7 separate regions of the Homo sapiens genome follow, and all the other regions are linked to region 1. A link is a loop called in an ENCODE intact Hi-C map of the cell type or tissue named here. Cell type or tissue: dorsolateral prefrontal cortex. All regions are shown on one strand. Region 1 has its middle 19 kb from the start of IQSEC1. Region 2 has its middle 140 kb from the start of NUP210. Region 3 overlaps NUP210 (nucleoporin 210). Region 4 has its middle 140 kb from the start of NUP210. Region 5 has its middle 27 kb from the start of HDAC11-AS1. Region 6 holds the start of LINC00620 (long intergenic non-protein coding RNA 620). Region 7 overlaps HDAC11 (histone deacetylase 11).

Region 1 (4,000 bases):
GGCTGATCCACGAACAGTACTTAGTGCAGGGTCTGGCACCAGGTGGGGGGTGTCAGGAGGAGAGAGAGGTTGAGTGGACACAGATCTTCCTGACAAAAAGGAACAAAATTAAAGGGGCTCAGACATCACTCTGCATCTCGCCAGCCTCTGTGGTTTGTGTTTTGTATATGATTGGGGGAGGGAGTCTAGAGCAGGGATGGGACTTCCAGGTGGCTCCGGGAGAGGGGTGGAAGTGAAATCCTTCTTTTCAAGGTCAGCCCCTGCAAGCCTTGCCTTCGCCTTCCATCTGGAATGCCTGATCACTCATCTTCCTGTGTTAACTTTCTCATCCTTCAAGGCCTGATGCAGTCCCTGCCTCTTCCATGATCTCCCTGCCACAAGTGCCTTCCATCCTAGAACTCCCACAGCACCGGCTTCTCCACTGTGATACGAGGTGCCACCTGCTACCATCGGTGTATCAGTGAGGACCCTGATCGGATGTCACGGTTCTCTCTCTCTCTTCATCCCTCAGCCCTGTTTCTTCATTCTTGGGAAGGTTTGCTCTTACAGTATAACACGATAGGCACCAGGAACCCCAGGCTCACAGCCAGTTAGTTCAGTGGCCCCAGCCGGAAGAGGTCTCTTTTTCAGATCTGCAAAAGCGCCAGGGCTGACTCTCATTGGCCTGACTCAGGTTACAAGCCCATCTCTAAGCCAATCACTATGAAGAACAGAGGGATTTATGCTCTGATTGGCCAGGCTGGATCACGTGCACATCCCTGGACCTAGAGGGTGCTGAGAACGGACAGGGGGAGACCTAGCGGAGTCACGTGGACCAACAGTGGGGAGGAGGTTCAGGGATAAGAGGGGCTGGATGCCAGACAGTGGATCCAACTGTGTATGCCTCAGTCGTCATCAGTGCTCGGGCCTGATCCTGCCGCCAGGCTGTAGCTGCATGCGTCTTGTGTCCCCTTGTCCAGGGTTTGCCACACACCCCATGTGCTGGATGAAGGGGACACACGTAGGAATCACACTGAATAACCTCCTCCCTCGTGGCATCCCCTGAGCTTGGGGAGGAGGCAGCCCTGCCTCCCCAGTTCCTGCCCTGAGCCACAGGGACCAGTTACTTGGATGAAGCCCCTCGTCTGCGCATGGCAGGAGGTGGAGCCCAGCTCCTCCTGTGGAGGAAGCTTCCTAATGGTCTCCCCTGGGGCCCGGTGAGGACATAAACTCTGCATCACTGAAGGTGCTGGGGCTCAGATGGCACCGCCTGGGATGCTGGAGGAGCATGCATCCCTGCAGCAGGCAGGGCTGGGATGGAGGCCCCAGGTCTCCTTCCGTCCTTGAGCCCGATTAGTCTTGTCAGGTATGGGGCTGAGGCTCTGGCTGAGGGACGATGTCTCCTTTATAAGTGAGTTTGTTTATTTGCTCTTAATGCCTCTCTGTATCCTCTCGCCTCCCCAGCTGGAGTTGGTGAAACCACAGACTGTGCCCTGGGCAGGGGCAGGACCTGTGTGGAGCCACCGAGATGTGATTTAGTCACTTGTTACCTGGGTTAGGCTAAAATAATCCCAAGTACTGAGATGTTGCCAAGAAGACACAACACAGAGATAGGACCCTGAGGACTAGGAGCAGCTTGTGCCTGGGTGCTGGGGGCCTCTCTGAGCCAAGAGCTAAATAATGGGAGGAGCCGGCTACGGGAGGGGGAAGAGTGCTCGCGGCAGAGGGAACAGCAAGGGCAAAGGCCCCGGGACTCGAAGAAGTTCGGCCTTGGAGATGGAAAGTTGGCCAGCGTGCCTGGAGCAGAGTGAGGAGGGGCTGGCACTGGGACAGGAACCCTGCAAGGTGGGTGGGGCCAGAGAGCGCAGGGCCTGAATGTTGGTGGACTGTTTTACGCGAAGAGGCCACCATCAGAGGGGTTGATAGAGGAGACACCATTGAGATTGTTCTGGTGAGGGAACAGAAATAATTCGGGTTAGGGGCTAAAATTGACTTCTCCCATTATTTAGCTCTTGGCTTAAATGTCGCCGTCTCAGAGAGGCCCCCAGCACCCAGGCACGCGCTGCTCCTGGTCCTTAGGGTCCTGTCTCTGTGTTGTGTCTTCTTGGCAGCATCTCAGTTCCTGGGATTATTTTAGCCTAACCCAGATGGGGAGAGGACATGTGGCCAGGGAATGAGGCCTGGGCAGGCCTGGGAAGGAGCCAGGTCAACAGCGTTCTGGGACGTCCGTGGTCAGCCGGGGCGTGTTTTGCAGGTATCTCTTTGCAGGACTTTGCAGCAGCCGCGCGCTGCCCTCTGCTGGAACTTCTGAGCATTACACCTAGCGCCTTTGAGCTGTACTAACCCCAGAACTTACTTCCCTGAGCACTTTATGGAAACACCCCCGTGATACGGTGTCCTCAGAGCTGGCAGAAGCTCACAAGGTCTTCTTCTCCTGCCTGGTATGTCCCTGCTGGCTTGCTTAGCCCTAGGCACAGGCATCTCACTAGCCCCTTTTGATGCAGTCAGTTCTGACCCTGCACAGTGCAGGGCAATTGACCCCGCGCAGTGCAGGGTAGCTTGACCCCAGAAAGAGCTGTGCTTAGCTTCCTCCTGGCCTCGACCATGCACAGGCCCTTAGAACTGCCTGGGGGGCCTGGGGACACTGACCACCTCCCCCATGACTGCCCTGCTCCAGCGCCTCCAGGTCCTGCCCACCCCGACCCCACCCAAGCTGCCCTCCCAGACCAAAGAGGAGACCTGGGAGGAAGCCTGAACAGTCTAGGCTTCCACAGAGGATGTGGCTTTCCTAGGAAAACCCCTGAAGACTCCCCAAATGTGCCACACGTGTCCTCTGCCTGCCTGTGTCTTTGTTTTTTATGTTGGAGCTTCAGGCACCTCTCAGTTTCCCTGAATACAGAGGGAGGGCTGACAAGGGCCTGGTCATAGGAACAGCTGGGGTGAACAGACAGGTCAGCGGGGGCAAGGCTGAGGCACAGCCAAGTCGGGCTTCCTGGGAGCATTGTGGGCCCGTCCCACCTGGGCTTCTGGGTCCTTTCACACCCCAGCCCCTGCTCCTGCAGTAGTCACAAAGGAGGGCTGTGCTCAGGGAGGGCAGGGAGGCCAGGAGGCCAGGGGAAGAGATGGGAGAAAAGATGCATGGGTTTCAGTAGGCCCAAGCCCAAGTCAAAGGCCCAGCAACACTGTCCTGGGTCTCATTCCAGCATCTGTCCTGTAAACAAACTCCCTCATTCATTCGGCAAATATTTTTTGAGCATCTGCTATGTGCCAGGCACGGTCTATGGCTTGAGCCTGCTTCAGTGAATAAAACAGACTCCCCTGGCCTCCTGGAGTCTGTATGCCAATGAGGAAGGAGGACAGCAACCAGCAGCCTGGCAGAGAGACCGATGCTGCTGCCCTCGGAGAGTGGTGACGGGGTCAAGGCATGCACCTGAGTGAGCGATGGCGTAGGGAGTGCAGGACAGAGGTGGGCAGGAGCCCTCCCTGAGAGAGTGTCCACTGAGTCAAGACCGGAGTGACGAGAAGTCTTTACAAACCTCTCTGGGAGAAGGCCGTAGAAACCGAGCACAGAATGGGTCATCAGGGCAGAGGAGTGTGGGCGGTGAGGAGGAGGCCAGGCCAGCCAAATCCAAATTAATCTTCCTCCTGGCTGGTCAGGCAGCTCCGTGCAGTCTTCCAGTGCTGTCCCCGCGGCTGGGGTTCAAATTCCGCACAGGGCTTTTGGTCAAGGGAACTGTGGATACCCGGGTTCCATTCTCAGCCTGTCTGTGCCTGAGTGTCCCCGGCTGAGGTCCTTCTGAGCTCAAGGATCGAAGTCTAAAATCTCTACGGAGCTCATACGAGTCACAGGGTGCCAGGTCCCCTTAGTGTGCCTCCTCAGGCCCAGCAGAGCACCTGGCACATGGCAGAAGCCCAGCAAAGTCCCTTTAAATCAACACCAGGCTGTGGGGAGGGAGAAGGGGCTCTCGGGATGTGGTGGGCTGTAGAGTCTCTCAGCCCAGCGTGGGGCCTACCTCTACCA
Region 2 (4,000 bases), 180 kb before region 1:
CCACCTGCCTTGGCCTCCCAAAGTGCTGGGATTACAGGCGTGAGCCACCACACCCAGCCTCCCCCCAGCTCCTATCCACCCACCACCTGCCCTTCATGCTGTCGAATGGCCAGACCATCTCCCAGGATCCCAGTGACTCCTGGCCTCTCAAGCTGGAGAAAGCCCAGATGGGAGGTTTCCACCCTGCCGTGTGCAATCTTGTCACCAAGGCAGGGCTCACGGTGTCACGTGGGGTGGCAGTGTAGAGGGGGCAAGGATTTAATGAGATGATTCCTTCCAGCCTTTGATCTTCCAAAGTTCCTTGGCAAAAGGAAACATCGCCTAAGGAGGCTGGGGGTGGGGGGGGGAAGCCCAGTGGAGTGGCCTGCCTCGCTTTCTGGTCCCCTCCAGCCCTTAAGTGCTGTCATATCACTGGGAGAGGACGTTTTTCTGAAGCTCTGAGTTGGTGACTCACTCCGGGGGAGGTTTTCAGTGGCATTCAGACTCTGTTGATTTACCAAACCAGTATTCTTGCCGGGTTCATGGTGACATTAACCGTACGGCGGCACGTCAGTTCAGAGGCAAGCTCAGGGGTGGCCACTGATGAGGGGGCAGCAGCGGAGGCTGGATTGTCCTAATGGGCAGGAGGAAGCCACCCTCAGGAGGGTCCTGCCGGGAGCCCCTGATAAGTGTGTTGTTCTTCAAAGTGGCCGGGAAGCACCAATGCTGGGCCAGGGGCGGGGGGCTGAGGGCACTTAGGTTGGATTTCCTGTCCCCTCTTAGCAAAGAGGAGGGGGCTGTAGAGAGACTGAGTGAGGCCGAGAGGGCTCTTTTCTGATCTCTGATTTGGCAGAAAGGGTGGCAGGGCAGAGGGAGATACTGTGTCATGTTTTGGTTCAATAATGTTCTTGTTCTCCCAGCCAAGATAAAGCCCGTGTCCAGTGCTGGGGAGGAAGTCCCCAAGTCAGGAACGAGCTGCAGCATGCTCTGGGAGACTTGTCTGATGGGACAAAATGTGTTCAACTCCAAGGGAGTGGGGAGAGTGATTCTCATTTTCCAGCAGATGGTAGAGTCCACAGAAAGACGAGGGAGTGTGTCTCCGAAGCTCTCCCAGCTGTCTGACAGACTGGGCAAATTATTATTTTACAACCTGGAAAATAAACCATGAGATGTTTCTTTATCCAGCTCGAGCTGAGGAAGACAGCGAGTGGCACTGTGTGCGAAATAAAGTCGGGACCTACTTGTTTCCGACGTTTGGTTTTTGCCTCCCCTTTCTGGATTCAGGCTCGCTGCACCTGGCAGAGATCAGGAGGCTTTGCTGTGCCGGGGGGAGTGAGAGGGGTCGGTCACGTTGGAGGGGCCTGGAGTCAGGCATTTGGGGACATCAGCGTTTTTTGCCAGCTGGGTGGCTATTTCTCAGCTGTTTTGTCTATGACATTGTTTTGACAGCTGATCCGGTCTTTTGTGTCTTGTTTTCTGTTTTTTTTTTTTTTTTTTTTTTTTTTTTTTTAAGGAGGAGCAATGCTTTGCCTAACTTGGGAAGTGCACCATTCTGAGCTTGTCAGGGTGTCAGCCGTATAATTGCCACAGAGCAGCAGAAAAAACAACACAGGCCAGCCAGGCATTTGGCAAGAACTGGAATAGGGGAGAGGGAATTGACCTAATTGAAATGGAGCAGAGGCTGCGGTGGGGCCAGGAGGCAGTCCGAGTTCAGCGGCCTCCAGTGTGCTGCCCCCACCCAGGGCAGACCCGGGCCAGGCTGCAACCAAATGACTTGAAGCTCTGAGGTAGCAAGGCCTTGGGAGTTTGAATCCTGCCCTCCGAGGGGTGGATATTCCAGCAGGATGCACCGGGCCAGTTATGGCAAACGTTGGGTGCTTCTGTTTTCATCGGGAAACGGCTGCTGCCTTGAGGTTGCCAATGCCTTTCTCCAGCCCATCAGCCTTGGCCTTGCTCTGGGGACCCTGCAGGCCCCCATCTGTGGCTCCTGGACAGTTAGCCCTGTCCCCGTAGCAGGCTGGCAGGATCCCAGCCCTGCCTCAGCCACTTCCCTGCTGCTTGGACTTTCCAAGTAACAGCCCCAGCCTCTCTGAGTTGCTGTCTCTCCCCATGAAAATGGAGAAGGCCACTTCCGTGCAGGGAGAGCAGATACAGGAGTTGCCTGTGGCCCCGCATTAGGTGGTGGCTCCAGGGGAGGAATAGCCAGGGCATCAAGAATGCTTTGAAGGAGGCCAGGTGCAGTGGCTCACACCTATAATCCCAGCACTTTGGGAGGCCGAGGCGGGCGGATCACGAGGTCAGGAGATTGAGACCATCCTGGCTGACACGGTGAAACCCCGTCTCTACTAAAAATACAAAAAATTAGCCTGGCGCAGTGGCAGGCGCCTGTAGTCCCAGCTACTTGGGAGGCTGAGGCAGGAGAATGGTGTGAACCTGGGAGGCAGAGCTTGCAGTGAGCCGAGATCACGCCATTGCACTCCAGCCTGAGTGACAGAGCAAGACTCTGTCTCAAAAAAAAAAAAAAAAAAAAAAAAAAGAATGCTTTTGAGGATTGTTTTCCCTCAATGTTTTATTACAAAAATGTTCAAACATATAGAAAAGTTGCAAGAGCTGTATGGGGCAGAACACTGTCCCCCTGGATTCTGCAATGAAGGTTTTGGAATATTTACTATGTTCCATGCCCCTCCGTCCTTGGAGTTCTGGAACTCTGTGGATGGGGAGCTCACATCGGTAGAGCGCCTGCTGTGGCCCAGGAGCCGGGCCCTGCACTGCCTGCACCCGACTGCCACCTCTTCTACTCACACCCCTTCCTGGGCTGCTTGTCCTTGGTTAGGGCCGCTCCCCCACTGCCTCCACTTGGAAACATCATGCAAATAGGAGATGGAGACCTGTACCTGGAAGATTACAGAGGGATCAGGCCACGGAGGAAGGGGGCCAAGTGGTGTGCAGCCCCAGAGCACGAAGCGAGTGACCACCCACGGGTGTCAGCAGAGGCTTCCTGGAGGACGTACCTTTGAGCTGGGACTTGAAGAGCAGGAGAGAGGAGGAGGATGGTGTCAAGGCAGGGGAAGCAGCATGTGTGGTGTGTCTGTGCCCGGGGTGTGTGAGGGGCTGGGCGGTGCTGTCATTGGTTGTAACAGGTCGGTGCAACTGGGCCAGGTGAGGCCCAGATGGGCACAGACCAGCCTAGGGCACTTGCCTTTCTTAGAACCCAGGTATCAGTTTTAGGGAGCTGGTGGACAAGACTGGCCCCTGCCCTCCAAGCTGGGCCTAGCTTGAATCCTGATTTTGAAGTGTTCAGCTTTCCCTCTTGGATGAGGCGAGATCCACAAAGGAACGGGTTAGAGACTGTCGTTCTGCACCTGAACTTAGAATGTGTTGATTGTAGTGAGGCCACAGCAATAACCGAGCCCGTTCTAGGTGCTGCCTGCTGGGCACATTCTTCTCCATGTCTCTGTTGATGCTCTAACCCTGTGACAAGTGTGAACTGTCCTCATCCCATTTCGCATATATGAAACCTGAGGCTCAAAGAAGTTAAGTGGTTTGCCCACAGTCACCCAGTGGCAGCGGCGGGATTCACACCCAGGTCTGTCTGCCTCCAGGGCTGGTGCAGTTCACCACCACGCTGGGCTGCTTCAGAACTGTTCATTGCATTGTGTAGATGTTTTGGAAACATTGGGGGCCGTTTCCAAATGTGGCATGGTCCCTTCCCCAGATTTTTGGCTTCAGGAGCCAGAATGAATGTAGCTTTGTCACCCACCTGGAGACAGCCCAAGTTCCTTCTCTGCAAAGCAGCTGACAGTGGTTGCACCCAGCTGGCAGGGCTGCTATGGGCAGTGGGTGCCAGTGTGCTTGGGGAGGGCCCTCTAAGCCATGCAGCACACCCAGCAGCCAGTGCCGGGTGTTCCTCTCTGAGTTGGTCTGACCTCCCCACTCCGCTGAGATGAACACTTGCTGAGCTCCCAGAAAGTTGCTGTTCACGTCTTCATTCATGCAGGACACACTTGGGACATGTGGTCGC
Region 3 (4,000 bases), 220 kb before region 1:
AGTCTCAACAGGCCCTTGCCTGGGCCAAAGGAGCCTGAGGCCCAGAGGACAGATGTGGGAGCCAGGAGGGTCGGGGCAGAGGGGCTGCCAGTCCTGGTTCAGCAAGAGCTTTCCCCAGGTAGAGCCATGCTGGGTGGAGGTATGGGCAGCAAGGAGCTCTGTCTAGGCAGGAGTGCATGCTAGGACTGGATGCCCAATTGCTGAGGCTGCCTCAGAAGGCTCTAAGCTGGGGTTGGACGAGCTGACTCACAGATGGGGATTCTGGGTAGTTCTGATGAGAAATTTCCCAGAAGAATGGGCAAAGTCATTTATTTCAATGGTCTAACTGTCTCTCTGGTGACCCCGAAGCCCTGGTGACCCTGCACAGCTCCAGGGAGCACCTCACTGTGTGAATGTAGTTTCTCTCTCAAACAATGCAGTGCCCAGCCTGTACTGCTGTACGTGAAGGCCCTTTAATGTCTCCTGATTCCCATTTGAGGGTTCTCTCCCCTACACAAAGAGTCCTCGAGCTCGTGTCTGCTGACATGGGGGCCCATGGACCGGCTTCAGGGGGGTCCCTGAATTTTTTTGAAAGAAGACCCAGTTGTGTGGGTAGAAGCACTTTCCTGGGTAAGGAGAGCCCACACGCCCTTGTCTTCTGCCTGACGACTTCTCTACCTGCAAAGCGGCACCCAGGGGAGGCCACGGGTGCTCGGCCTCCTCGCGGCTCTGCTGCCTTCTGCAGCTGCTCTGGCAGCAGGTGCCTGCCCTTTCTAGCTGCCTCTCTCAGCGTGCTCCTCCCTGGGTTTTGGGAGCCACACCTGGATCTCTGCAAGGTCTCCGGAGCACTGCAGAATCGCTGCTCCCCTCGGGGTCTTTGTTCCTGTGGCGCTCTTGCCCGAGGCTGCATTGCATTCAGATGCACGGGGCCTCCCTGCCTCATGCCCCCTGGACAGATGCTGCTGTGGTCCTGAAACTTGAGACACGTTCTCCCCGGAAGGCTCTGCGCTCCTGGGTGTTAGGGTGGCATCCCAGGCCTCTCTGTGTGAATGAGGCCAGCTCAGCAGGTGCCCGTGGACTTCCCTCTGCTGGCCGGGGAGGCCTCGGGGCATCACTGTGAGAGTGTCCTGGGTGAGGCAGGCGCCTGCTGAATGCTGGCTGTAACTGAAGAGTGCGCCGCTTTCCCTGGCTCTGCTGCTAACATCGTCTCTCTTCCCACCCTAGATTTCGCTGCCTCATCACCCACATCTCCCAATGCATTGCCTCCTGCTCGCAAAGCCAGCCCTCCCTCAGGGCTGTGGAGCCCAGCCTATGCCTCCCACTAGGCCGCGTGAAGGTTCCCGGAGGATGGGTCTCAGCCGAGCCTCGTGCACCCCCAAGATGGAACATCCCTGCTGCATTCACACTGGAACAAGCCCCTCCAGATGAGTGCCCCGGCCCCAGGCCAGCTTCACTGCCGTCTCTTCACACAGAGCTGTAGTTTCGGCTCTGCCCATTAGCTCATTTTATGTAGGAGTTTTAAATGTGTGTTTTTTTCCTTTCAAGTCTTACAAAGCTAAGACTTTTTGGCTCATTCCTTTTTGCATGGTTGTCTAGGGTTTCTGGACAATGTGCTGTTGCATTTTTATTTTCCTAGCCTTGCTAAAATCTTTCCCTTCTCAAGACTTTGAGCAGTTAGAAGTGCTCTTTAGAAGTTGTCTGTGGGTGATGTTACTGTAGTGGTCTCAGGGAAAGGATTGTCCAGTTACTTTAGGGGGTTTTTGGTGGGGTTTTTCCCCCTGTGAAAACTTACTTTGCCCCTAGTCTGGCTGCTGCTAGGACTTCTGAGGAGCAATGGGACATGAGTGTCCCTGTATCTGCGCCACTGCCGCAAGGGAAGCCTCAGGAACCAGCACCTGGAGGCCAGGATAGCCAAGCCCTGGGTGAGCGAGAGGCTGGAGAACACAGGAGCTCACCCAGGGCTGCTGCCCAACCATGGGCCACTGTGAACAGACTTCAGTCCTCTGTTTTTGTTTCATAAGCCGTTGAGACATCTGATGGACTTGGCTTAGGCCCTGCTGGGACATCCCACGTGTGATCCCTTTCACTCCATCAGGACACCAGGACTGTCCTTAGGAAAATGTCCTTGAGATGGCAGCAGGAGTCATATTTTCTGTGTGTGTGTTTCGGAAAGCCGCTGTGTCCTGCCTCAGCACAAAGACCCAGTGTCATTTGCTCCTCCTGTTCCTGTGCCACTCCAGAACCTCAGCAGATCTGAGCCACCGCCTGCCAGTGTGAGAGGCGGCCACTTTCATGGCAGCTCATCAGGCGCAGGGCCCCAGACAGCTTCCCAGCAGGCCCTAGAGCCCGGCCTGGGCCAATGATGGAGGGCGGCCGCCAGCCCAGGGCCTGCCCATCCAGAAGGGACTCCCCAGGGCCTGGGGGAGGAGACCCTTGGAAAAGTCCTCTCTTCCCAGCTCCTGATTCTGGATCTGAGATTCTCAGATCACAGGCCCCTGTGCTCCAGGCCGAGGCTGGGCTACCCTCAGGGAGATCCAGAGACTCATGCCCATGGCCATCCATGCGTGGACGCTGTGTGGAGAGTCCAGGATGACGGGATCCCGCACAAGCTCCCTTCAGTCCTTCAGGGCTGGGCCATGTGGTTGATTTTTCTAAAGCTGGAGAAAGGAAGAATTGTGCCTTGCATATTACTTGAGCTTAAACTGACAACCTGGATGTAAATAGGAGCCTTTCTACTGGTTTATTTAATAAAGTTCTATGTGATTTTTTAAGAGGGTGTGATCGTTGCTGAGATTTCTGTCTGATGGTGATGATTTCTTCCCTTTACCCATCTATGATACTCTGGGGCCTGGCAGAGCTGGAGGTCTGAGCTTTATTCTCCCCAAAGGGTGAGCATCATTTTCAAGCACATTCAGGTTGGCAAATGCAAGTGCATCTGGACGCAGCCAGATCTTGCCAGCAAGTGAGTGTGCCCAAGAAGGCACATTGACAAAACCAGGTGATGCCACACAGTTCAGCTTTCTGCTCCCAAGCTAACCAAGCAACTCTCTGTCTCTAATGGTTGCCAGAAAAGGCTTTTAGCACCATTTAGCACTAAAAATATAGTACATCATATAGATTGTTTTTTCTCTAGAATTCTTAAGTCTGGCCAAAAGTGAACTCTCGTTCTCTGTTTCTCTGTGTGTCTTTGTGCATGCTTACATGTGCATTCCTGCATCCTGGAAATGTTTTTTTGTTTTGTTTTGTTTTGTTTTTGTTTTTCGTTTGTTTTTGAGATGGAGTCTCGCTCTGTCACCCAGGCTGGAGTGCAGTGGCGTGATCTCAGCTCACTGCAAGCTCCGCCTCCCAGGTTCACACCATTCTCCTGCCTCAGCCTCCTGAGTAGCTGGGACTACAGGCGCCCGCCACCACGCCCGGATAATTTTTTGTATTTTTAGTAGAAACAGTGTTTCACCATGTTAGCCAGGATGGTCTCGATCTCCTGAGCTCGTGATCCGCCCACCTCGGCCTCCCAAAGTGCTGGGATTACAGGCGTGAGCCACGGTGCCCGGCCGCATCCTGGAAATGTTACATCACAAAGTCTGCGAACACTCAGTAGCAGGGAGCACTGAACCTGGGGTGTCAGGGGTGGGTAGCACAGGTCTAGGCTGGTGAGAGCTTAGCAATCAGGTGACCAGGAGTCTAGGTCCACTTTGTTCTGGGGCTGGAGAGAAATTTATCTCTCTGGGCCACAGTAGTTTCCTCACCTGCAAAAGGGCCCTCCTGACATGTGTCCTACCCACCACCTGCCCAGAGTGGCTCCCAGCAGGAAGCAGGTGCTTCCTGAGGGTCTGTCCCCAGACCCTCAGCCTCCCTCTGTGCACGCCCTCTCCCACATGCCTTTGCAGTTCCTTCTGCCCATTGAGGCTAGGTGTGGTCATGTGACTTGCTTTGGTTGGCATGGGTGAGAAGGACCATGGGTCTGTGCTGGGCATCCCTCACCCTCCTCATGCCCCTGCCATTGATGTAGTAATCAGGAAGC
Region 4 (4,000 bases), 190 kb before region 1:
GGCTGGAGGACCAGGCCACAGGGCTTTTATGTGGGGCCCTGTGGGATGGCCCTGGCCTGTGCCTGCTCATCCCCCTTGCTCATTCTCTGTCTCCATGTGAGAACTCTTAAAGAGCATGGGCCCAGAGCCTGGCCACAGTCGATGCTCGGCCACATTTACTAAAGGAGTGGCTGGCTGAGGCTCTTTGAGGAAGAGGCCTCCCTTCTCTGGTGGGGACAGGCATTGTTCCTCCCTCGTTTGGGAGCCAGGAAGGAGGGTGGACTTGGCCCCATTGCTGGTGGCAGACTCCCCTATAACCTCCAGCTCCGGGGAGCTGGCTGTCGCTGGAACACCCCCGAGTCCCAGGAATGGAAAGCAAGGCAGATGAGTGAGGCAGAGGGAGAGGACAGGCCCGAGGGGCTCCCTGCTCCCACTCCTACTGCCTAAAGAGGAGTCCAGGGATCCTGGCCGGAAGGAGCAGGGAGTGGGCCAGGAAGGCCACTGTTGTTGTTCACCACCTATGCCCTGAGGATCTCTCTGCTTGCCTCAGAGCCTGGGGAATGGCAATTCCAGGAGGACAGGGCCCTGCCTAGGCCTCGGGTGCAGTGCTCCTGCCTGGAGGCTCGAACAGCACCTTGTCGGCCTGTTGTCATCTTCTGCCCTGGCCAAGCCTGGAAGCTCCTGAAAGGCAGGGCTGAGGCCTCCTCCCCTTATGGTGTCTGGTGTCATCCGGGCCTGGTACAGATTGGGTGTTCTGTCTGCTGAGTGGCAAGGTGACCTGCCTCAGGGAGCAAGGAGGTAGTGCAGAGATGGAGATGTGGGGTCATCTTCAATCGGGAACAGCTGGAAGGGGTGTCTGGGGGCTCCACATGGGCATTGAGCATAGAAAGGGAGCCTGGCTGCTCCTTCCCCAACCCCTGCAGCTCTGTCCATCAGCCATGATCCTCACTGACAGGCACCAGGGTTTAGAGTTACCTTCCCTCCAGCCCCAAACACTGGCAGAGACCCGTGCGCAACTGCAGGGTCAGGCCTCCCATAAGGTCATGAGAAGCCTGGGCTACACGGATCCCTTTTTGGGAAGCTCCTCAGGTATTATCAAATGAGGAGATATTAGATTAGAGTGGCAAAGATGTTGGTATATTTTCAATTTATAAACCAAAATGATCAATGATTTGTACATGTACAAATAGGATGGTATCTGATGGTGTTCTTCAAAAGGTGATGATAAGATTTATAAAGATAACATTAATCTTGAGAACAGGACGTGTCTTAGAAATGAGGGACAATTTTAAAGTTGTGTTGAGCTTTCATTTAGGGTGGTGTGTGTATGATCTCATCCTCGTATAACAGTCCTTGGGGAACTTGAGGCTTCCACTACATGGCCCCACTACCATTCTGGGCCCTGCCCGTGGGACAGCCAAGGTGGGACACCGAAGGAGGCCTGAGGACCCTGGAGGGTCTGAGGTCTCTCTATGCAGTCTCCTCCTCTCCTGGGGATGGAGGGATAGCAACAAACATAAATATGGAACACCAAGTGTCAGTGAAGCTGGTGTAACAAAGGCAATGCCACCCGCATGTAAATAACAGCTTTAAAAATATATGAGATGTAGCTAAAGCTTTACCCAGAGGTAAATTTATAGCCTTAAATGCATTTGCTAGAAAATGGAACTGTAGAAATAAGCCAGCTCAAGTCAAGGAGATAGAAAAGTGAGTTTAGCCCCAAAGAAACTTGGGGTATGAAAATTACAAAGATTAAGAAAATAATCAACAAATGGAAAATATTTTGGCTGAGGAAAGGTAGGCTCCAAGGGGTAAAACAAATTGCTGCAGATCTCAACGCCGAGCAGAGGCGGGGCTTCCCTCCACAGATTATCAGTTCCCCACCGCAAGTGTGAGTGGTGGGTTGGGCCCCTGAGCCTTGGCAGCTCAGCAAATAGAACCATGGAGGCTTCAGGGCCACCTTCTGGTTGCAACTGGGAAGGGACGGCCGGGGAAACGTCTTGCTTCTACAAGTACAAAACATTCCCAGTGTTTTATTTTATTATTTTATTGGTATTTTTGTAGAGCCAGGGTCTCGCTCTTTTGCCCAGGCTGGTTTCAAACTCCTGGGCTCAAGCGATCCTCCTGCCTCGGCCTCCCAAAGTGCTGGGATTAGAGGCGTGAGCCTCCGCACCCTGCCCATACCCAGTGTTTTGGTAGACTCAGATCAATAAGAAATGCCAATGTTCTCGTGAGTGTGTTGATTTTTTATTTACACTTTTCCTAAAATCGTCCGCTGATGGATTCGAGATGTATTTCACGGAATCGCTTCCGATTTAAGGCGCCCGAGGCGGCCGGAGAAGGATGGAGCTGTCCCCCGACGCCTGGTGCGGGGGCGCGGGACCCAGGGGCGGTCCCAGCAGGCGGCGCCCTCCCCGCCCTCTTCCCGCGCCGCGGCCGGCACTTTGCAAAACTCCTCGCCTGCCCGCTGCGGCCGCAGCTCCGCGCCCTGCCGCCCCGGCGCGTCCGCGGGGCAGCGGGCGGCGGAGCGCGGCGGCGCGGGGAGCAGGAGGCGCGGGGGCCCCGGGGGCGGCGCCGGCGGAGGCGGGAGCCGAGGCGGGGCCGCGGCAGCCCCGCGCCGCGCCGAGCCGCCGTCCCCGCCGCGCAGCCATGGCCGCGCCGCCGCCGCCCCGCCGCCCGCTCGCCTGAGGCGCGGCCGGCCTCCGGGCGGGGGGCCATGGCCAGCGCCGCCGAGCCCCCCGGCCAGGCGGCCGAGTACCTGCAGGAGCTGACCCGGATCGTCGCCGCGCAGCAGGAGCTGCTGGCGCGCCGGCGACGGCGCATCGAGGAGCTGGAGCGCCAAGTGGCGCGGCTGAGCCGGGAGAACGCCGGCCTGCTGGAGCGACACCGGCGACACCTGGCCGCGTGCGCCCGCCGCCCCGACCCGGGCCCCGGCCCCGGCCCGCAGCCGCTCGGCGCCATCCCGGAGCTCGGCGGCCGCCGCGACAAGTAAGCGGGGCCCGGGGCGGCGGGCGTGTCGGGGACGTGGGAACTTCTTGGGGTCCGCGGCTTCCCTCGGGGCTTGGCGGGGAGGTGGGCGGGTGCGGGAGGGCGCGTGGCCGGCCCGGGAGCGCCCACACCCGCCGCCAGACCCCCAGGGGCTCCCTGGGATTCTCTGGCGGGGTCGCCGCCCAGATCCGGAGCTCGATCTCGGGTGGGGACTGGGTTCCCTGGAAAAGGGCTCCAGGGAGCTGCTCAGCGCTCCCGCCGGCCTGGCTCTGCGCTGCGGCGCGGACTCAGGGTTGGCGACCCCCGGGGCTCGGACGAGCCGGGCGGAGGTCTGTCCGGGGAGCGGACCTAGGTCTCGGAGCAGCAGGGCGAGAACTTCCGACCCAGAGATCCCGAGACCGGTAGGGAGGGGTCGCGGGCCGCGCGGATCCCGCCCTGGAGCGGGCCTGGGTCGCTTGCGGGTTGCGGTGTCCCTGGAATGGACTCTGCGCTGTGTCCAGTCCGGGACGCGCAGAGCCCTCTTCTGTGGACGCCTCTGTCTCTTACTTCAAGGCTGGGGTTAATTCCCGACTGCCTCGCCCTGGGATTACCCGGGGCTATTTCGGACCCAGGATTAAGTGAGGGATGGGGAGAGGTACAGGGCGGGGCTGTCCAGCAGCCCTGGACCCCAGCGTCCCTACCGGCTCGCAGCCCGCCAGCCGGGTTCCCGTTTGCCTCCCATGAGTGTCGGTGTCGAAACCCGGAGCAGCCTCACCGTGTGGACCTTCGGGCGCCCATCTGGGGCAGGACAAGGGGGCTGGGAGGCTTCGGTGTCTCTGGGGCGGGGTTTCTGCTGCTCTGTGCCCTCTGCCTGCCCCTCTGCCTCTCTGTCTTCGGGATCACCCGGGGCCCACTATGGCTTGGCCTGGGGAAGACTAGAAATCACTGTGTGGTTGGGGGAGTGGCCGTGGTCAGGGCTTCAGGACAGTCTTCCTGCTGGGCGGCCCTTCCAGGGTGGAAATGGGGGAGGAGTTAGCTGTGGCCCCAGAAGGTG
Region 5 (4,000 bases), 360 kb before region 1:
CAATACTAAGTCACTGTTTTCTTAAAGCAACAAAGTTTGGTGCCTTGTTATGCAACAGTTGCTAAATGATACATCAGTGTCCAGCTCCTGCTCAAGGTTTTTTTTTCCACATCCCATGGACAGACTCTCCTGAACTGAGACAAAGCAGGCAAAGCTCTCACCTAACTCCAGGAAGACATCAGAGCAACCCCTTACCTGGTGTGTGGGACACAGGTGGAATGACTCTCTCAGAATCTAATCTTTTTTTTTTTTTTTTTTTTTTTTTTGAGACGGAGTCTTGCTCTATCACCCAGGCTGGAGTGCAGTGGCGCAATCTTGGCTCACTGCAAGCTCCACCTCCCAGATTCAAGCCATTCTGCTGCCTCAGCCTCCTGAGTAGCTGGGACTACAGGCACCCGCCACCATGCCCAGCTAATTTTTTTTGAATTTTTAGTAGAAACGGGGTTTCACTATGTTAGCCGGGATGGTCTCGATCTCCTGACCTCGTGATCCGCCCTCCTTGGCCTCCCAAAATGCTGGGATTACAGGTGTGGGCCACCACACCCAGCCTGAATCTAATCTTAAATACTGCTCTTCATGGGACACCTTTAGTCCAATCCTCCTGTGGGCCTGTAGACCCTCCAACCCCCATCACCCCCCAACCTCCCCTTCCTCCTTAGGAGGCAGGTAGAAATTAACCAAGGTGACTAAAGTCCATGCAGTTCATGTGTGCCCCTTTCCAGAAGATGAATGAAAGTGAGGAAGGAGAAAAGGCTGACACATTCCCCTCAGAAGCCTCTGCTTTCCATTTTTGAGACTCTCCACACGGGGATCTGGGAATCTTTACTTTTTTCTTTTTTTTTTTTTTTGAGATGGAGTCTCTCTCTGTCACCCAGGCTGGAGTGCAGTGGCACGATCTCAGCTCACTGCAAGCTCCGCCTCCCAGGTTCACGCCATTCTCCTGCCTCAACCTCCCGACTAGCTGGGACTACAGGCGCCCACCATCATGCCCAGCTAATTTTTTGTATTTTTAGTAGAGACGGGGTTTCACCGTGTTAGCCAGGATGGTCTCGATCTCCTGACCTCGTGATCTGCCCGCCTCAGCTTCCCAAAGTGCTGGGATTACAGGTGTGAGCCACCGCGCCCGGCCTTTTTTTTTTTTTTTTGAGACAGAGTCTCACTCTGTCGCCCAGGCTGGAGTGCAGTGGCGCGATCTCGGCTCACTGCAACCTCTGCCACCAAGATTCAAGAGATTCTCCTGCCTCAGCCTCCCAAGTAGCTGGGATTACAGGTGACTGCCACCGCACCCAGCTAATTTTTGCGGTTTGAGACAGGGTTTCACCATGTTGGCCAGGCTGGTCTTGAACTCCTGACCTAGAGATCCACCCACCCCAGCCTCCCAAAGTTCTGGGATTACAGGCGTTAGCCACCGTGCCCAGCCAGAATCTTTACTTTCAGTATGCTCCCCAGGTGGATCCAAGCTGCAGTCAAGTCTGGGCACTGTGGTAGAAGGCCAGGGGGAGTTGTGAAAAGTTCAAGCAGGTGAGGCGCCTGGCCTATTCTCTGGAATTTCTAAGCAAGCCCATAATTAGATAAACTAGCCCAGTGCAGTGCAGGGAGTGTCTAGTGGGAAGGGAGAGAAACAAAGTGTGACTGTTTCAAGGCTAAGACTGGAGAAAGGGAGAAAAAAGGTTTTAAAATGCATTTTGAAGCTAAGCTGATCAGTTATGAGATCATGTTGTAGGGTGACCCCTACCCCTGCCCCCAGTGGCCCTGAGCTCACTCTCATAACAGAGTTTCTCCCATACCCACTCCCATCCTCCCAGGTGGAGTTAGGACCTTGCCCCATCCATCCCCCAGGGACTAGACATGCCCTGTGGTCATCACCACCCCACACACTGTCTCCTCCTCTGGCCTGTGGGGTCTATGAAGGCTCCCAGCAGTCAGCCCAGGGCCCAGAACAGGTAGCGCTGGGATCAGGAGCACAAACCCCTGAAGGTGAATAAGTCTCTTATTCACCTTCCCATCCTGCAAACCTTGGGCAAGTGTAGCTCAGGTATTTTGCATTTGTGTTTTCTCATCTAAACAATGGGAATAGTAATAGTACCCACTTAAGGAGGTGTTGGGAGGATTCAATGATAGCCACACACAGGATGAGCTCAATAAATTGGGACAGAATGGACGTGTCCATGTCCAAATGTGTTTAGTTGATTATTAAATTTTCAAATCCAAAAGAATTATATTTTAGTGAAGGTAAAATACGCTGGTCTTAAGTATGTATGTATGGGCTCAATCTCCAAATCAAGATATAGAACCTTTCCTTCGCTGCAGAAATTGTCTCTTTTTAATGAATTTCCCTCCCCACTAGAGGCCACCACTGCTCTTATTTCTAATGTGATCGGCTAGTTTCGCCTGTTACTGAACTTAAAATAATGGAATCTTAGAGTCCACATTCTCTTTGCGTCTGGCATTTTTCCTTCAACAGTGGCCGGCGATGGTGGTGTGAACCTGTAATCCCAGTGCTTTGGGAGGCCGAGGCTCCTGGGACCATCGCTTGAGCCCAGAAGTCTGAGGCTGCAGTGAGCTATAATCTCACCACTGCATACTCCAGCCTGGGCGACAGAGCAAGACCGCCTCTGAAAAACAAAACAGCTATTATGCCTATGGGATTTGTTCATGCCTTCAAGTTTATTAGTAACTACTGAAACTCCATAATCCTTCTTATTGCTGACTAACTAGTATTCATTTTATGAATATACCACAACTTATGCATTCTCCTGTTTTTGTTTTTTTGTTGTTGTTGTTGTTGTTTGAGACAGCATCTTGCTCTGTTGCCCAGGCTGGAGTGCAGTGGTGCAATCTCGGTTCACTGCAACCTCCGCCAGCCGGGTTCAAGCAATTCTCCTGCCTCAGCCTCCCAAGTAGCTGGGACTACAGGCGTATGCCACCACGCCCGACTAATTTTTGTATCTTTAGCAGAGACGGGGTTTCAACATGTTGGCCACTCTGGTCTTGAACTCCTGACCTAGTGATCCGCCCGCCTCGGGCTCCCAAAGTGCTGGGATTACAGGCGTGAGCCACGGCGCCCGGCCGCATTCTCCTGTTGACGGAGATTTGGGTACTTCCAGTTAGGCTATTGTGAACCTGCCCTACTGATGCAGGGCAGGTTCTTGGCTTCCCCAGGAAGACCTGAAGAGCCAGCCGGAGGTAGAAGAAAACAGCTTTGCTGAGGCGGCGCGGCACTATTACAGCTCCAATGACGACTGCTCTGGCACGGCAAGACTACCCCCACAGGAACTGTGCAGAGGGTAGCAGCGTAGGGGCAGTTTCGTAGGCGTATTTAGGTCCACTTTAAAAGACATGCTAATTAAGAGGCGGGTCATTCAGAATTAGCTAGAAAGTGGGCGGGAACTTCCGGTGTTGCCGCGGCAAGGGGCAGTAACTTCCGGGTGTTGCCACGGCAATGGTAAACTGTCATGGAGGTGGTGGGCGTGTCTTATGGAGAGGGGCTTTAAGCGCCTCTCCTCAGTTTCCGCCAGTCTTCGATCTGATCTGGAGTCTGGTCCCGGCTGCCTCCTGCCTTACAGTGAATATTTATTTGTGCTCAGTATTTTTTGGTAACGTATCATTTTACGTGGGTGAGTAGCTAGAGTTGCTTAAGTCATAGAATTTGTTTAACTTTATAAGAAACTGCCCAACCAATCTCCAAAGCAGTTGTACAGTTTCAAACTCACGCCTGCGGGCTGGGCTCAGTGGCTCACGCCTGTAATCCCAGCACTTTGGGAAGCCGAGGTGGGAGGATCACTTGAGGTCAGGACTCACTTGAGATCAAACTCACGCCTGCCGTGTATGGGAGTTCCAGTTGTTCCACAACCTTGGCAGCATTTGATGCCACACTTCATTTGAGATGGTGCTGATAGGTAGGAAATGGTGTCTCATGGTGGTATTACTTTGCATTTATTTGATGACTAATGACTGTGAGTTTCATGTACTTAATGGCCATTCGTAGATCTTTTATGAA
Region 6 (4,000 bases), 560 kb before region 1:
GTCAGAGGTGCTGGGTGGGGTGAACAAGCACATAAACCTTGGCCCCAGCCAGGTCAGCCTTGAGCTTCCGACCTGATAAATGGACAGAGAAGAGGACGAGGCCTGGCCCTGCACTGACCTTTAGGGCCAAGAAAGAGTGAGTCACAGAGGGCCAAGCTGCAGTGGGGATATCCAGGGGCCTGAGTGGAAGCCACAGCCAAGCCCCATCCAGGAGCATGCAGAGAGGGACCTGGAGCAGATACCTCAGGTGTTGGGGTGGGGTGTCCAGCTCACAGGCCCAGCCTGGGCCTCCTAACACCAAATGCAGCCACCACCACCCCCAGCCTGCTCCTCCCTTCAACTCTGGCTCCAGCCTGGACATTGGACAAACTCCGATTGCCACCTGAGTAGCTGGAAAGGACCCAGCCCTTCTCTCAAGCAGTTCATGAGGAGGGGGGCGGGTGGAGTGTGCACGCACACATTTGCTTATTCATTCGACACGCATTTGTTAGTGCCTGCTTTATGCACGGTGCTAGGTGCTGGGGACTCGGATCTTATTTTGCTGCATCAGTCCTGAGAAGGACTACCTGCAGGGATGTGTGAGGGCGGTGGGGGCACACAGCAGGCAGATGCCAACTCTGTGTGGGGTGCTCAGAGCTGAGCATTGCAGGATGCGTAGGAGTTTGCCAGGTACAGAATGGGCAGAGGCGTGGAGATGAGAAGGGTCTTGGAGGGTGCTAGGAAGGGCTGGTGGCCAGGGTGGCTGGAGTGCAGGGAGTGGACGGGGAGTGATGGGCAATGAATCTGAAGGGGGCAGGGACCGGAATGTCAGGCCATGGAACTGGGACTTGATGCCGTGGCAATGGGGAGTCATGGTGGGGTTTACACAGGGGAGAGGCCAAAAGCTCAGTGTCCTCTCTGCTAGCTCAGCCCCAAACATCTTCCTCTCACCTCCTGACGCAGCAGATAAGGACAGCAAGGCTCAGAAAGGCCAGGTTTCCTGTCCCTCCCCGATCCTCAGCCCCTCATCACCCGTGGCTGGACTCCCTGTGTGGCCTGGGCCAAATATTCAGCTCTTCTGGGCCTCAGTTTCTGTGTCTGTAAAACGGGGATCATCATGGAAGGAAGGAAGAGTTTAGTGAGGTAAGAAGGCTACACAAGTAGCCCGCCTGTCTCCCTCAGGGGAGGCAAGACAGACTGGTTCCAGACCATTTGCTACCCCAGGAAATGGCTGGGCAAGGTCTCTCTGAGAGCTGGAATGACCAGGCTGAACACAGGGCTGTAGGTCAGGCATCTGCTAGAACCCAGGTACTAGAGATCAGAATGCCCTATACACACACACACACACACACATACACACACACCCAGAACAGTGGCAGACACCCCCTCCCCTCCTCAGATGCGTTTCACCAGGTTCCCCCACACTCACAGCCACGCGCCTACAGAGATGCAAACTCACACACAGCTCCCGGTGTCCTGCAGGCCTCAGGGTAGCCCTGGTCCCAGTGTGCTAGGGACAGTCCCACCTCATATCCACTGCCTTGGCCTAATTAGCAGTGCCCCTTTCTTATTCATGTCCATGTCCACAATAAACTGTCTGATAAACCACTACATAGCGGACACACTGGTGTTGCCTTTCCTCTCCAGAGAGGTTCTCAACCATGCATGTGTGTATGTGTACACACGTGTGTACATGCAAGTGTGCGTGTGCATGTGTTCATGTGCGTGTCTGCGTGCATGTGTGTCTGCTTGTGTGCATGTTAGTGTGTGTGCGTGTGTGTGTGCCAGAGACGCCTTTGGCAGTCTGGGCAAGCCTGTAGGCTCTTAAATGCCGATTAGATTTAAATTATAGTTATCAGAATACTAAAAGGGGTCTGTGACGTGGCGCTACCTGGGCTTCCTTCTTAACCCAGTGAATGACACGGTCTAGCAGCGGGTCTAATACCCACTGCAATTTCAAAGTACTAAGGAAGGAAAGCGAGATTGCGCCATCTCTGAAATCAGTAGTGCTACTATAGCTCATTGCGTTCATAATTAAAGGACATGCTATGTTCCAATTAGAGTACAAAAGATGTTATTTCTGCCCATCCACGTTCACGCACCCCCACCTCGATTTCTCTCCAGGTCCTGAAAGCTGCTGTGCGACGCGGTCCTCGGACCTGGCCACCTGCCTCGCCCCGGCCGGGCCTGGCCTGCACTGGCCCGCACCGGCCCGCACCGGTCAGCACCGCCTCGCACCGGTCAGTACCGCCTCTCCGCTGTCCGCTCCTGCGCAGCCGTCCGCAGTTCCGCATGCCACCGCCAGGTGTCGCTGCACACACGCCGTGGCCCCGAGGCTCCTCTGCAAGCCGCTCCGCGAGGCTCTAGGGGGCCCCCCAGGGTCCTGTTTCCCGCGGCCCGCAACTTATCTGTGCACAGAGCACCCCCACGCTGCGCTAGGAACTTCCGCTGCTCCCCCACCACCTCACTCCTTCGTGCCTTTGAGCATGCTGCCTGCAGTGCCTGCCCTGATCTCCGGCTGGGTGATTCCTGCTGCACGTCAAAACCCACTGGAGGCAACACCTCCTCCAGGAAGCCTTCCCTGATGCCACTATAATGGCCCCTCTTGAGTTTCCACAGCCCCCTGTGTCTGCCTCATCATTGCAGTGACTGCCAACATGGTTGTGTCTGTTTCTGTGTCTGACTCCCCACTAGAATGTGAGCTTTGGGAGTATGGGGAGGGCCACGCAGTGGGCTGTTATGTTTTGTTTTTTAAGTAGACTTAATTTTTTAGAACAGTTTTAGGTTCCCAGGAAAACTGAGCAGAAAGTACAGAGAGTTCCCACACACTCCCTGCCCCTACACGTGCACAACCTCCCCTCTATCAACATCCCCAGCAGAGGGGTGCATGAGGGACCTGCACTGCCACATCAGTGTCACCCACAGCCCATGGTTTACGTGAGGGCTCATTCTTGAAGCTGTACATTCCATGTGTTTGGACAAATGTACAACGACCCTTATCCACCATTATTGTATCACACAGAATAGTGTCACCGCCCAAAAAATTCTCTAAACTCCACCCGTAATCCCCTGTGCTCCCTTCCCCCTAACCCCTGGCAACCACAGATCTTTTTACTGTTCCCATAGTTTTGCCTTTTCCAGAATGTTGTATTGTTGGAATCATACAGTGTGTAGCCTTTTCAGATTGGCTTCAGATTGGCTGGGCCACATGGCAAAACCCCGCCTCTACAAAAAATACAAAAATCAGTTGGGCGTGGTGGTGCATGCCTGTAGTCCCAGCTACTCAAGAGGCTGAGGTGGGAGAATCACATGAGCCTGGTAGGTTGAGGCTGCAGTGAATCGTGATTGCTTCACTGCACTCCAGCCTGGGTGACAGAGAAAGACCCTGTCTGAAAAAAAAAAAAAAAAAAAAAAAAAAAAAAAAAAACAGCCAAACTGTTTTCCAAAGTGGTTGTGCCATTTTGCATTCCCACCAGCAATGAATGTGAGTTCCTGGTGCTCCACATCCTCGCCAGCATTTGGTGTGTTAGTGCTTTGGATATGAGCCACTCCAGTAGGTGCGTGGCAGTATCTCATGGTTGGTTTAACTTGCAGCTCCCTAATGATATACCTATGTGGAGCATCTTTCAGGTGCTTATTTGCCATCTGTGTATCTTCTTGAATGAGGTGTCTGTTTAGATCTTCTGCCCACTTTTTAATTGGGTTGTTTTCCTATTATTGAGTGTTAAGAGTTATTTGTAGATTTTGGATAATAGTCATTTATCAGCTATGTCCTTTGCAAATATTTTCTCCCAGTCTGTGGCTTTTCTTCTCATTCTCCTGAGCAATGAGGTTTCCCTTACAGAGTTGAATCCCTGTGTGGCCCTAGGCAAGTCATACACTCTCTCTGAACCTCAGTTTCCACCTCTATAGATGGGGCTGGGAGCCCTCCCTCCAGGTTGTAGGTGGGAACAGGATCTGAGCAACGCAGAGCCTGCCAGCACAGAGCCTGGACACGGCAGGGGCTGCCGGTAGATGCTGG
Region 7 (4,000 bases), 400 kb before region 1:
CTACAAGGCAGGGGTATAGAAGGAACTCCCTACCCCAAGCAACAGTCCAGGAAGTAAGTGCCAGCTTGGCTGGCATATGAGATGTACAGTGCATAAGCACCTTTGAAATTGTGCAAGGAAACTGGAAAAAATAAAAGTACTTATCATCCATCACATATGAGCTGACAATAATTTTGATATGGCTTTCAAAGGGAAAATAGGCAAAGTTTTGCTCACAGAAATACAGTAGACTGGGCCAGGCGCAGTGGCTCACGCCTGTAATCCCAGCACTTTGGGAGGCCGAGGCAGGCGGATCACTTGAGGTCAGGAGTTCAAGACCAGCCTCGCCAACATGGTGAAACCCCGTCTCTACTAAAAATACAAAAATTAGCCAGGCAGAGTGGCGTGTGCCTGTAATCCCAGCTACTCGGGAGGCTGAGGCAGGAGAATCACTTGAACCCAGGAGGCAGAGGTTGCAGTGAGCCAAGGTCACACCCCTGCACTCCAGCCTGGAGGACAGAGTGAGACTCTGTCTCAAAAAAAAAAAAAAAAAAAGCAAAAAAAGAAATATAGTAGACTAAATACTGAAATCTTCCAGGAAATCATAGTTTTGGGGATGGGCAGTAATATTCTACTAAGCTAAAGGAAAAAGTACAAATTTACAAACATAACAGAACTGTAGGGGATCAGTAGGTAGTGATCCAGGGCTGGGTTAGATCCTCATACATTTGCATGTGAAACATTCCTCTATCTCCAAATAACTAGGCAGTGTGTGGCACATTTTTTTAAAAAAACCACACACACAATGTGAAACCTAATTTTGCTGTGGGGATTCTTTGTTGCCACACCCGCAGTGGGGGAGACGTGGAGGCTTATTCATCACTGAAGTCATGGAGGATCAGTTCTCCATCTTAATTTTGGGTGCATTAGGGCTGGGCATGGTGGCTCAAAGCCTGTAATCCCAGTACTTTGGGAGGCCAAGGTGAGTGGATCATTTGAGGTCAGGAGTTCAAGACCAGCCTGGCCAACATGGTAAAACCCCGTCTCTACTAAAAATACAAAAATTAGCCAGGCATGGTGGCGAACACCTGTAGTCCCAGCTACTCAGGAGCCTGAGGCAAGAGAATCGCTTGAACCTAGGAGGCAGAGGTTGCAGTGAGCCAAGATCACACCACTGCACTCCAGCCTGGGCGACAGAACGAGACTCTACTCAAAAAAAAAAAAGAAAGAAAGAAAGAAAAAACTGGTGAGGGGGTGTGCCTTAAAGCCATAGTGCTAGGATATCCGCTTTGGTGGGTGGAGAGGTATATTATATACTAGCAATTACGGTAACAAATAGGAGGTCATAGGAGAAGGAACGATGAGAAGAGAATTCTGATGTCCCAAGATGGGGAAAAAAGGCTTTTGGAGAAAGGGTCATTGTTGCCGAGCCTTGAGGAATATTTAGGATTCTGTTCAACTACTAAGTGGGAGGAGGGCATTCCAGGGCAAAGGAGGTGAGAAGGACCCTGGGGTGTGGGGGCCCCCAGCCCAGCCATGCCCCCCCACCCCACCTACCATTATGGTTCCTCCTGTCTGGGTCCGAAGGGGCCTCAGCACCTTCCTCTGCACAAGGAAGTTGGGGAGGAAGATAACGGGGGGGATTTCTGTGATGGTAGCAACAGCAAAGGACCACTGCGGAAAAAGACAGGGGCTGTTGGCCTCCGCTTCCCCACCCTGAGGCAACCCGTGAGAAATTGGTTCCCCGGGAAATGCCTTGAGGACAGTTTCCAGGTGCCCTTGGATGAACTCCCTGGTCAAGCACACTTCCTTTGGTAGAAATGAGAGCCAGAGCCACAACCCTACCAGGCTCCTGGCAAGCTCTGGGCTCAGTAAAGAGCAGTTTACACAATGCATTTCTTAAAGCTAGTTGGCCAGGGTTCCTCAGCGTTCTGAGGCCCTTGGCTGCCCTCTTGTGCCCAGAACAGGAGGTGCAGAGGGCTCCAAGTCAGCAGTGCAGGTCTAGGACTGCTTTGGGATAACAAATTAGTCTAGACCACCCACTGTACAGAAGGGGACACTGAGGCCTAGGCAGCGAGGATCTTCCCAAGGCCACACAATGAGTCACTGACAGAGCTGGGACGGGAGCCCTGGCCTCTGGCTCCCTCGCACTGCATTGCCTCTTTGTCCATTGGGAATCGGACCTTCCTGGCAAAAGGGATGCACTGCCCTCATCTCCAGCTGCTGAGGCTGGGGGGGTCTACGGTACCTGAAAGGTATCTGCACTAAGATCAGGACAGAGTGTGCCCTGTGACCTCCAAGTGCACCAGGTAAATATCCATGGCACTGGCTGCCCAGCTGAACCCAAACCCCAAGCCATCTCCTGGCTGAAAACGCATCCCTGCTCCCCACCCACGCGAGGCAGAGCCACTCACTTTGTAAATATTTACTAAGTGCCTGCTAGGTGCCCCAGGTGGGCACTGGAGGGCCCATTCTCATGCCAGGACACTTGCAGACACTTATTTGCAGTGTGATGAGTGTGGTGATGAAGAGGAGAACTGGGTGGGGGTTATTAGAGAGGCTTTCTGGGGGTGATGGCATTTGCAGGAGGTGAAGAGTGAATAGGAGTTATCCAGATGCAGAGGTCAAGGGAAAAAGGTATCTGTGGGCAGAGAAGTGAGTCCATGATCTAGAGAAGGTGGGTGCAGCTGGAACAGGGCAGGCTGAGCTTATCACACAGGGCCTGGTCTCCTAGCACAGGCTCACACATTGTCGTCAGGGCAGTAGGGAACCATAGATGGTGCTGTCCCAAGCTGCACTAGCTGCAGCAAGGAGAACCAATTAGGGGAACAGGAATAGAGAAGTAGCAGCCCTAGAGAGGAAGCATGAGATAAGAAGGGTCTGGGGTGGTAAGAGGAGCAGGTATTAGCAGGCAGCATGCAGGGACAAGGGGTAGAGGGCCCAGGTGTCGGGTCTGGGGCCTGTGAGGGTAATGGCACTTGGAGGTGAACCTGAAGCAGGGTACAGAGGCGGCACTAGGTTCTGCTCTCTATGGGCCAAGTCAGCCCCTGGGGCAGCCAGGTGAGACAGCTGAGGTTTAAGTGAGACTGGAGCTCAGAACAGGGGTGGGAGAGTGGGAGGTGAAGGGCTGGGTTGGGACTGCAGGCTTCCCATGCTGAAGGGCAAGGCCCAGAGAGAGAACCCCTGGGGACGATCAAGGGCTTCCCTGGGACAGGGTGAGATGTGGAAAGACCTAAGGTGCAGTGCTCAGGAGGCCAGGTGGAGAGAGGGTGGCTGGAAGGAGCAGGTGGAGGGAGGCACCAAGCTGCAGACATTCCATGAGAGGAAAGTGGGAAGTGTGGCCATTGCGTTCACCAACCAGGAGGAGGAGTTTTAGGATGGGAGAAACACGAGCATGTTCAATGACAGACAGCAGGCAGCAGGCAGGGAGAGGGTGGCCAGGGATGGGTGTGATGGCAGAGGGGTGACGAACCTCAGAGGGCCAAGAGGTGCTGTAGCCAGGCCACTCAGGGCCGGACAAAAGGCAGGACACACCCTAAGTCAGGCCCCAGCAGGGGCCTCATGGCTTAGGCCCTGGCCACCAGGGGAGGCTTCTGTCATAGTCCTGGGGGTGCCAGGCACCCAGCCTGCCCACACTGCTGGGGAATGCCCATGGCCACCAGCCCAGGCCGGCAAGGGCGGCTGAAGGCGGGGGAAGCTGGCATCACTCCCTCACTCTGGTAGAGAAGGCAGTGAGCAGGGTCCCACTCATGGTCGGGAAGGAGAGGTGCCCACGGGGCACCACTTCCACAAGCCCAGGCCCTCTGGCGGTAACATGGAGGCATCACAGGGCCTGGGAAGGGGTGGGAGTGTAAGAGCTGGGACCAGCACAGCCAGACAGCTGCAGGACACACCCATGAGTGTATGTATGTGTGTGTATGTGTCTTGTGTATACATGTGTGCACAGGTATGTCCGTGTGCGTGTGTGCGTGTGTGTATGTTGCGGGACAGACCCAGAGAAAGGAAGGTCCCTGCCTGAGGT

The links. A loop is a pair of places that touch in the nucleus more often than their neighbours do. Peaks named below come from ENCODE experiments on the same cell type or tissue, not always from the same donor. Only the 100,000 strongest peaks of a DNase experiment are listed, where the experiment ranks them.
Region 2: it touches region 1 in a loop (3-fold over the local background); 44 of 110 quality-filtered maps call a loop at or near these places.
Region 3: it touches region 1 in a loop (6-fold over the local background); 9 of 110 quality-filtered maps call a loop at or near these places.
Region 4: a loop joins it to region 1, with 3 times the contacts of the local background. A loop is called at or near these places in 45 of 110 quality-filtered maps.
Region 5: it touches region 1 in a loop (9-fold over the local background); 103 of 110 quality-filtered maps call a loop at or near these places.
Region 6: it touches region 1 in a loop (11-fold over the local background); 87 of 110 quality-filtered maps call a loop at or near these places.
Region 7: a loop joins it to region 1, with 2.5 times the contacts of the local background. A loop is called at or near these places in 12 of 110 quality-filtered maps.

Annotation. Positions count from the first base shown.
Region 1 is chr3:13,090,610-13,094,609 of GRCh38, reverse strand. It overlaps a transcript of IQSEC1 not described here. Among named protein-coding and RNA genes, the nearest start is that of IQSEC1, 19 kb to the right of the region's middle. In dorsolateral prefrontal cortex, CTCF peaks have their summits at 2,074 and 2,283 (motif pointing left); DNase peaks (open chromatin) are centred at 1,788 and 2,249; H3K4me3 peaks cover 443 bases; H3K27ac peaks cover 712 bases.
Region 2 is chr3:13,274,596-13,278,595 of GRCh38, reverse strand. It overlaps a transcript of IQSEC1 not described here. Among named protein-coding and RNA genes, the nearest start is that of NUP210, 140 kb to the left of the region's middle. RefSeq lists enhancers at 592-1,093, 1,489-1,989 and a silencer at 1,178-1,462. In dorsolateral prefrontal cortex, no CTCF peak of the experiment used is centred here; a DNase peak (open chromatin) is centred at 1,670; H3K4me3 peaks cover 1,847 bases; H3K27ac peaks cover 2,254 bases.
Region 3 is chr3:13,314,985-13,318,984 of GRCh38, reverse strand. It overlaps NUP210 (nucleoporin 210), which reads left to right. Exons shown (of 40, transcript NM_024923.4): 40 at 1,204-2,750. The coding sequence ends at 1,304. Among named protein-coding and RNA genes, the nearest start is that of NUP210, 100 kb to the left of the region's middle. In dorsolateral prefrontal cortex, a CTCF peak has its summit at 2,139; DNase peaks (open chromatin) are centred at 1,167 and 2,216; H3K27ac peaks cover 4,000 bases.
Region 4 is chr3:13,281,678-13,285,677 of GRCh38, reverse strand. It overlaps a transcript of IQSEC1 not described here. Among named protein-coding and RNA genes, the nearest start is that of NUP210, 140 kb to the left of the region's middle. In dorsolateral prefrontal cortex, a CTCF peak has its summit at 2,342 (motif pointing right); no DNase peak of the experiment used is centred here; H3K4me3 peaks cover 2,032 bases; H3K27ac peaks cover 1,482 bases.
Region 5 is chr3:13,451,304-13,455,303 of GRCh38, reverse strand. No RefSeq gene overlaps it. Among named protein-coding and RNA genes, the nearest start is that of HDAC11-AS1, 27 kb to the left of the region's middle. RefSeq lists an enhancer at 3,112-3,693. In dorsolateral prefrontal cortex, CTCF peaks have their summits at 2,157, 2,357 (motif pointing right) and 3,413; DNase peaks (open chromatin) are centred at 2,473, 3,403 and 3,724; H3K4me3 peaks cover 1,678 bases; H3K27ac peaks cover 2,237 bases.
Region 6 is chr3:13,648,921-13,652,920 of GRCh38, reverse strand. LINC00620 (long intergenic non-protein coding RNA 620) reads right to left here and starts at 2,200. Exons shown (of 6, transcript NR_027103.1): 1 at 2,088-2,200. All of the region lies in intron 1 of LOC100293612 (a long non-coding RNA gene), which reads left to right. In dorsolateral prefrontal cortex, CTCF peaks have their summits at 2,060 and 2,275 (motif pointing right); a DNase peak (open chromatin) is centred at 2,270; H3K4me3 peaks cover 746 bases.
Region 7 is chr3:13,494,389-13,498,388 of GRCh38, reverse strand. It overlaps HDAC11 (histone deacetylase 11), which reads right to left. Exons shown (of 10, transcript NM_024827.4): 4 at 1,537-1,653. Among named protein-coding and RNA genes, the nearest start is that of HDAC11, 16 kb to the right of the region's middle. In dorsolateral prefrontal cortex, CTCF peaks have their summits at 1,727, 1,927 (motif pointing left), 3,584 and 3,792; DNase peaks (open chromatin) are centred at 1,908 and 3,658; H3K4me3 peaks cover 848 bases; H3K27ac peaks cover 3,361 bases.